Regions from separate parts of the Homo sapiens genome. Here regions 1 and 3 are each linked to region 2. A link is a contact called in ENCODE Hi-C data. All regions are on one chromosome and are shown on one strand. The core of a region is the stretch at or near the end of the contact, and the rest is flanking DNA. Distances in the headings are between cores, read along the strand shown.

Region 1 (2,917 bases), core at 127-2,626, 970 kb after region 2:
TAATAGCACACCTTATCGTCTCAAGTCAACAAAGACTTACACATTATCTTCCAGGCAGATTTTGGGTCCCACCACGTTGGCTGCTCCACTTGCCATTTTAAAAGCAAAATGCTTCTCAGGGCAAGCTTTTGAGATCCCACACTTATATCTGGGAGGCTTTGTAGCTTTGGGGGAGAAAACATGATGTCTTTTTTTAGAAAACAAGTTAACAGACTTTACCTCACTTTACTTCAAATCTCAAACCACAAAGAGCATTAAGAAAAACATCAAGATACACGTATCTTAAAATACAAGCTAATTTGTTCCCCTGAGGGTTTCAAAGAACCTCAAAAAATTTTTTTAAAAAAAAACAGCAACAAAGAAACCCACAACAGACACCAGATCTTCCTAGGAAACAAACTAATAATGGATGCAAATGAGTCAAGTAATATGATCTGCATTAGGGCAAATATATTTTATCTAACTATGAGTTTATTTTTAAATTTTAGGATGTGGGGGGTTCTGAATGTTACTTTGCACTTCTAGTCCATATATGCACAAAAAATCGTCACCTCCAGGATAATTAAAAAAGGCCTAATGTTCCATTGACTACCTTGCCCATGTACACTCTTAACTCCTTCTCACACCAATTTCTGTACTTATAATAACGGAGCTAAAAAACACAAAATATCCATCATGAATAATTGCCAAAAATATTTGGGCTGTCCAATCAAATAGCATCCTCATAACTTTAAAAAGCAATTTCTAAAGCAGTTTTTCCTCATACTGAACTACTGACACTTTGAATATAAGCTCTCATATGCCTAAGGCAGAATAAATCATACATAAAATATTGAGATGAAATACTTACAACGTGCAGCTGTGTCCAATGCTGATCTTGCTGAAAAAAAAAAATTACTTTTGTTAGAAGGAATGAGTCTATTGGCAAGTATCCACTTTTAAAATATATTTAGGTCCACAAAAATAAGTGTTCAAATAATGATTCAGTATACAATAAAACATGAATATCACTTAAGAAAAAGTGAGAAAGTAACTTCACACTGTACATTCATTATAAACTATTAAATAATTATGGAGGATAGTATTTTACTACTGATAAAACATTTTATTTTTCCCTTACCATTTTGTTTTGAATTTTAGTTACTATATATTTAAATTTCAATCAGGAAGTTACTCTACAAACTTACCTTTCAATGTTTATAAATATAAATTTGGTGAATATGATGGTGTTTAAAAGTTGTTGCTGCTGTATGGTGTTGTACAGATACGCAAAGAAAGCCCCAGAGAATATACATGAATCTATCTTAGTGGTGAGGTTAGGAGATTGCGAGGGCCAGGGAGGGGGATGAGGAAGATCATTACTAAAAGATTTACAATTTATCAGTTCAAGGAATCCATGAGGTCAAATCTTAATTTGAATGTAGTAGTTCTCAACCTGACCATCTATCATAATTATAGTAGGGCTTTTTAAAAGCACTAACATCTGATCCCAGCCCAGGAGATTATAACTCAGATCATCAGAGTATTGTGGACAGCCATTTCCTGATTTGACTAATAAGTATGCAGTGTGATAAATGTTAACCAGCTGTCTTGCTATAAATAGTCACACAGTTTTTAGTTCTGTACTATTTTAGATAATTGTGAACTTCCTGTAGGTCCAATACTCCAACTAGTAAGCTGAAAGTTAAAAGATTGTATTGAAATGTTTAAAAAGAGGAAAATGACCAAGTAAATAAAAGCTCATTAACTCAATAGAACACTCAGTAGAATATTATGCACCATTAAAGCCATAAAGGTAATATAATAACATTGAAAAAGCTTAATGCCCAGAACAAAGCAGAAAAGAAACCTTATCTACACTTTACTGGGATATAATTTTGGGAAAATCAGTTTTTTAAGTATTTTAAGTACTTAAAGTCAGGATTTTAACTACTTAAAATCAGGATTTTAAGTAAATAACATCACCTCCATTTAATTTGTGTAACAGTAAGGGGAGTAGATACTTTAAGGTGAAGAAACTCCTGTGAAAGACTTTTCTTTCCAGAAGAAAGCTCATTTTTATCCAATACACATCAAAATCAAAAGCCCTGTACTAAGTCTGCAATTCTGAAAACATTAGCACCTGGTGGCCAAACAGGTACATTAGTTTTCATAAACAGCTGTCCAAGTATAGAATACAGGTACAACATACAAACACCAAAATCCCTCCTCTCCTACAACTATTTTCCCCTCAAACTACACTGATAGCTTCAATGCTTAATTTCTTTCTGCATATACACTTCATTTCATGGAACAATAATAAACATTTGTTATTGCATTTCATCAATGAATGTCCTTCAGTAAGTCGGGCTAATGAATCAGAACTATTTTGCACTTTAGTTGTTAATAATGTCTCAAGTAATTTATGTATATACTATATACCAATGGTTTAAATCTGAAAAGGTAAAAATAAATAAATTCAATAGAACATTAAGTATTTATGGCCGGGTGCAGTGGCTCACGCCTGTAATCCCAGCACTTTGAGAGGCTGAGGCGGGTGGATCATGAGGTCAGGAGATCGAGACCATCCTGGCTAACACGGTGAAACCCCATCTCTACTACAAATACAAAAAAAAAAAATTAGCCGGGCGTGGTGGTGGGCAGGGAGAATGGCGTGAACCCGCGAGGTGGAGCTTGTGGTGAGCCGAGATTGTGCCACTGCTCTCCAGCCTGGGCGACAGAGCAAGACTCCGTCTCAAAAAAAAAAAAGAAAAAAAAAAAGAACATTAAGTACTTATTGCAGCAATATAGACAAAAATAATTTGGACTGTGTTCAGTTCACTTACTAGCTAAGTATTCAAACTGAAAACAACACTACATTACACCACAATGCTGAATAAGATTGGTGAATTGTATCCATGTTGATGTCCTGATTGTG
Region 2 (2,705 bases), core at 206-2,705:
CAATTGGACTGCATTTGGTGTCACTATCCCATGGTTCAAACTGAGAGAAAAGCAGGGAGCAAAAAATCTAGGACAGATAGCACGGTAGCATCTCAAGATACAGACCATGCAGCTGTACTGACATCAAAAAACGGCCTGAGTGTGACATCTAATCTCAAGACAAACCTGTCTTTTTTCAGTTCCTATTTTAAGCTGCCTTTTTCATGTTAGTAAATGGGAACTAGGGAAGTATGTGCTGTTCCCAGAGTTAGATATGCTTTTGAGGTACTGCCCATTGTGGAAAGTTACATCTAAAACATTTATACTTTCTAATTCACCATAAAACCTTTTAAAAATACTGTACAAATTTATGGACTCTGAGCCAGTTCTACTAAATCAGTATTTCTAGGGAGCACACAGTGGGAATCCATATATATGAGCTATTTAGGTGATTTTGATGATTGACCAGGTATGGGAGCTGTGGCTTTCAAAAGCTTTGATAGATATTTCATTATTAGAAATATTACTGTGTTTATAAGGCGTCAGTCCTCTTCCCCCCATCTTTAGCCACACATTTCTGCCTCTGACACAACTCTTCTCCTCATCTGTTGTCTTAGTAGCCTTCTGTCCAAAATTATCTTGTTGTAGATTTGCTTTGTTATTCTATCCCTTTCCTATAGTAGCACTTTCCTGTATTCAGTTTTCCATCAATTTTGAGTCTAAGACTTATTTTTCTATCCTTTCTTTCTCTCTGAATAACTTATATCCTAAAGCACATTGAAATTGCATGTCATACTGTTATACATACCCCACCACTCTTTTTAAGTATATCCTCATTGGTAGTACATCAGCTGGGCTTAATTTCTAAAAACAAAATTAGGGCCCGATGGCTCAATATTTCTGAATAAGTAACCAAAATTGTTATTGTTATAAGAATGTAAGAAAAGGGTGACAAAATGGTGAATTGCTTTAACAAACGGAAAATGAGTTCAGAATGAAGCAGAATGCCTAAGACATTTTACATCTTGACTTGTTTTAACAAGATTCTAATGCTTTGTATTTCATTTATAGAATAGTTATAGCTTCCCATTGGCTCTGTGCTCCCATTTACTCAGCTACTGTAAATAATAGCCATCAGCAAAGCTTTTGAAATCTTCAGATGAAAGGAACTTAAATTAAGGAAGCTTCCCATGTGCATCCCTTCCCCCACAAAAAAGGATGCTAAGAAAACAAAGAACGGGGAGTACAACGGAATGATTGTAGTAACTGAATGCATTCCAGCTTTTGAAAACGATAAACATTTATTTTCTGACCTAAGTGTTGTTGTTTTTAATTTTTTTAACTTTTTTTTCTCAGTTGAAGCAGGCGATAGTGGATATTATCTTAAGATATGAAAGATATTGAAGGAGGCAGTATCAAGTCAGTTACACTATGTGGATTAATGTTGCAGTAGTTTCTTTCTTTGGTTATTGCCAAGCTAGTTGCTATTTTCAGAGTATTAGTCACATGCTTCTGTACCTGAGAGTGAAATTTTTCATTTCCCTCTAAAGATGATTCATTTTGTTTCTTACAGGAAGAACTTTGATAATAAATTCCAGTGTACTTTTAAAAATGTTCCCAGGGACTTAAAATGAACCTGCAAATATTTAATTTTATATTATCTTTTTGACATAGTTTGCTTACATAATCTACATATTTTGAATAGATGATTAGACCAAGGGAGCTTGCAGTAGATAAGGTTAAAATCTTAATGAAGATTAAACATCTTCTTTTAAAATCTCCTTATATTATTACTGTTGAGTGACAGAATAGATATTCAATCCTTTAAGCCAAGAATGTATAATGGGACTGGTATGTAATAAGTAAACTTGGGAAGCATAACTGGAAATACAGAAGATACTGAACTTACATAACAATGTGTCTGAACTTTAAACGTTTTTGCTTTCCACAGTCTGGCTTTCTCTCCTGCATTGTCCATATGTAAAGATGACTTAGCCAAAGCTCCCAAGCTCCCAAGAGTTGACAAATTCTCCCTTCCAGGGATTAACCCAAACCAAATTATAATATCTTAATCCCAATTCCAAGTTCCTAAAAGAGAGAATTTGTGACTGAGAGAAGAGGATACTCTTCTCCCTCTGCCAGCTAAGAAGATGTCTGAAGAGATGGCAGCTACAGATTGGCCCAGAAATTTAGTCAAATCACCCTATTATTCATGTTTTTTTTTTTTTTCTTTTATAGACAGAGTCTCCCTCGGTCACCCAGGCTGGGGTAAAGTGGTGCGATCATGGCTTACTGCAACCTCTGCCTCCCGTGTTCAAGCAATTCTCCTGCCTCAGCCTCCTGGTAGCTGGAATTACAGGCGATGGCTACCAGGCCCGGCTAATTTTTTTTTTTTTTTTTTTGGTCTTTTTAAAAGAGGCAGGGTCTCATCATGTGGTCAGGCTGGTCTCAAACTTCTGACCTCAAATGATCCACCTGCCTAGGCCTCCCAAAGTACTGGGATTACTGGCATGAGCCACCATGCCAGGTGATTTTTTTTTTTAACGTAAGACTTATAATTGAAAACAATTTCACATTCAAATTTTTAATTTAATTAAAACAACATGAAATACAAGTAAATAATTTTGGGGAAGAAAATACATTTATATAACAACACATATGTCTAATTTTATTGATCAGAGTGACATTTTAAAATGTTTTTTCCAGATATAAACAATGACTGTTTT
Region 3 (2,723 bases), core at 14-2,513, 780 kb after region 2:
AGCAAAGCATGTCAGGAAGTATCCAACTTAACATAGACCTTTATATCCTAGTGTATACATGTAATAAATTTAAAGGGTAGGGAGGATTATTCTGAAGATAAATTTATTCCCCAGACCTTGCTGAAGTACTATCACAATAGTGTGCAGAATGGAACGTTTCTGGCATATTCTTCTAAGCAGAAACAGAAGTTTTTTTCATGTGTCTATACCTTTAAGCCTTTAATTATGAAAATCACTTTATTTTGTTCATATTCTCATTTGATTTTCTATTGTTTACATGAATTGAAATGTGTTCAAATGTTTAAGATTTAGGATGAATAACAGCTCAATGGTAATGACTTATAAACCCAACATAACAGTTTATAGTTAGCTTCTTAGTCAACATGTATTAAAGGTCATTGTTCCTTAGCCTTGCCCCAAAGTAGTAAGGGAAGTAGTACATTTTAATTAGTATAAGACAAAGACAAATAAATTATATTGCTTTGATAGTCTGAAGTTTTGTTAGTAACCATTTAATGTTTTAAATTATTCACAATTTATAATACCTTGCAGTTTTTTAAGGGAAAAAAATGAAACTAACAATGATTGCACTGTGTTCTGTGATACACACTGGGATCTAAAATTTCACATTTAAAGTATAAAACTGATTTACTGTTATGTTTTTCTTTTTATTGTATGACTTTCACAAAGTACACATCATTTGACTATTCTCTCAGTGAATGAGATTGCTTGGATTTTCAGAATCTTGGAATAGTATCACATGGTGGTCCCAAAGACCAGATGATAGGTAGCTTTCTTCCTGACAAATTCCCAACACTTGGGCAAACTGCAAGAGATGTGTGTGATGATTCTTAAAGTGACTCATTATATTTTCATGTGAGTAGATTATCGCACTGCAGGAGAGACAAGTGTTTTCAGCTGATGGCCTATTTTACCTTTTTCCTATGTTTTAAAAGGTAACACACAAATGGATTCCGAAGATTTTAGAAATATATTTTTTCTTGGAAAATATCAACAATGAAATAAAAATAGACTTTTAATGTGGTAGCTAATTTGATTTTCTTTAAAAAAATTCTGAGGCTCTTAGTTTTTCTGCATTATCCTTTGAAGCCAATGGGACAATAATATCCTGAAATAATTATTTTAATACATCATGGAATTCATGACAAAATCTAGAATTACGTGATACATTATCTGTACACTCTTGTCTCCAGGGTTCTCTCAGTGGGTCACACCTTGGCACACACTTTCTGTTCTTCTTTCATATACTATTATTAGCCCGAGATTTTCATGCTCCATCAATTTTTCTTTGCTACACAATGGAGAAGAGAAGAGAGAACAGGAAGAGACTTAAATGCACCCTTTATGACAGGAACAGAACATGATTTTTAGATGATCTACCTATAGGCTTTAAAATTAATACCTCACCTCCAATACTTCCAGCGTAGCCTGAGACATGGAAGGTGGTTACTTTTAAAACTAAAAGTAATGTTCTTAGTTACTTTTAGGACTAATGTGATGATTAGCTGGGACATGTCTTAGCATTCTCTGACAGGATCGGATCAGGGTGGTCAGCCAGGGTTGAAACTGTGACTGTATGACATTTGATTTGGGCTTCATTTCATCTCTAAATGGACTTGAGGCTTTTTCACAAAATAATATTTTAAACTATAATTTTTCCATCATGTTCAAGAAATAGTCAACAGTAAGGGTTCTACTGTACTCAAGGAAACTGTATGAGATGAAGTGTGATGATTCTTAAATGGATTTATTGTGTTTTTGTGTGAGAGATGATCATACTGCAGGAGAAACAATGGTGTTCAGCTGAGCTTGTTTTATATATTTGTAAAAGGTGAATGGTTTCCCCAGTTTGCTTGACATGCAAGTATATTCTTCAGACAGTCTGTAAGGTTTACAAGCATTTCACTCACCATCTAAGAATAAAGAATATTCCACGCAGAGGGAACAATACAAAAAATACCCTGTAACTTGAAGTTTCCAGTAGCTAAAATTTTGAAATATTTACTTATCAGTTGGTAAAGAATGACTGTCCCCAGGAAAATTAAATCATATTAGAATCTCAATTGTTTTTTGGATGGAATTAAAGATATTTGTTTGAAATACATTTCTCAAAAAATATTGCTGTGATCTGTACATAAATACGTTATTGATTTTTAAAGATGTTTAAAAAATTTATATGTCAGCAAGATACCATAAAAATTCCTCTTTAATTTTCTAAGAGATGGTCATCATTTCTTAACCAAAATATCACCTTGACTAATATTAAAAGTTTGCAAATATTGTTGTTTGCATGAATAGATTTCTAACATTTTAGTCAACCTTTAGTAAAATTGTTAAAACCTATATCATCCATAAGTATGAGAAAGGTTCAATTATTAAGTTCCTTTTACAAATAAGAAAAATAAAACAACACAGAGTGGTTGAGTGACTTTCCACAGGTCACACACCTAGTTCCTGGCAAGGCTGGCATATTATTGTCAGATAACTCTAAATCAAGGAATATTAGATGCATATTAATTGGGCATATTGTAGTCTTACAACTTTTAATATGGTTCTGAGTTAGATATTCTTAGAGGAAACTAGTACCTGGAAATTTAAAAGTCACGTTTATTCCAAAATGAACCTGGGAAACTAGGGGGACATTTGTGTCTATATCAGCTGTCACACAAGCTTACTTCCCTCATAAAACTTTTTGTGCCCCA

The links. Hi-C counts contacts between places; a loop is a spot of excess contacts on that map. Pooled maps may share reads with other maps.
Region 1: a pooled map shows a loop between it and region 2 (12-fold over the local background). The contact joins two enhancer-like sites. A Hi-C loop is called at or near these places in 12 of 37 single-sample maps with no recorded cell type and 4 of 50 pooled maps.
Region 3: a loop to region 2 is called in a pooled map, with 15 times the contacts of the local background. The contact joins two enhancer-like sites. A Hi-C loop is called at or near these places in 4 of 37 single-sample maps with no recorded cell type and 4 of 50 pooled maps.

Annotation. Positions count from the first base shown.
Region 1 is chr7:121,371,260-121,374,176 of GRCh38, forward strand. FAM3C (FAM3 metabolism regulating signaling molecule C) reads right to left here. Exons shown (of 10, transcript NM_014888.3): 4 at 851-880; 5 at 41-164. Among named protein-coding and RNA genes, the nearest start is that of FAM3C, 24 kb to the right of the region's middle. RefSeq lists an enhancer at 1,669-1,718. Within about 2 kb of position 1,377, at least 5 of the 41 ENCODE cell types and tissues checked have a DNase peak (open chromatin) inside an H3K27ac peak, as active enhancers do.
Region 2 is chr7:120,401,121-120,403,825 of GRCh38, forward strand. All of the region lies in intron 1 of KCND2 (potassium voltage-gated channel subfamily D member 2), which reads left to right. Among named protein-coding and RNA genes, the nearest start is that of KCND2, 130 kb to the left of the region's middle. Within about 2 kb of position 1,456, at least 5 of the 41 ENCODE cell types and tissues checked have a DNase peak (open chromatin) inside an H3K27ac peak, as active enhancers do.
Region 3 is chr7:121,179,353-121,182,075 of GRCh38, forward strand. The region is part of intron 16 of CPED1 (cadherin like and PC-esterase domain containing 1); the gene reads left to right. It overlaps LOC124901735 (a long non-coding RNA gene), which reads right to left. Exons shown (of 3, transcript XR_007060494.1): 3 at 1-1,312. Among named protein-coding and RNA genes, the nearest start is that of WNT16, 150 kb to the right of the region's middle. RefSeq lists an enhancer at 1,168-1,397. Within about 2 kb of position 1,264, at least 2 of the 41 ENCODE cell types and tissues checked have a DNase peak (open chromatin) inside an H3K27ac peak, as active enhancers do.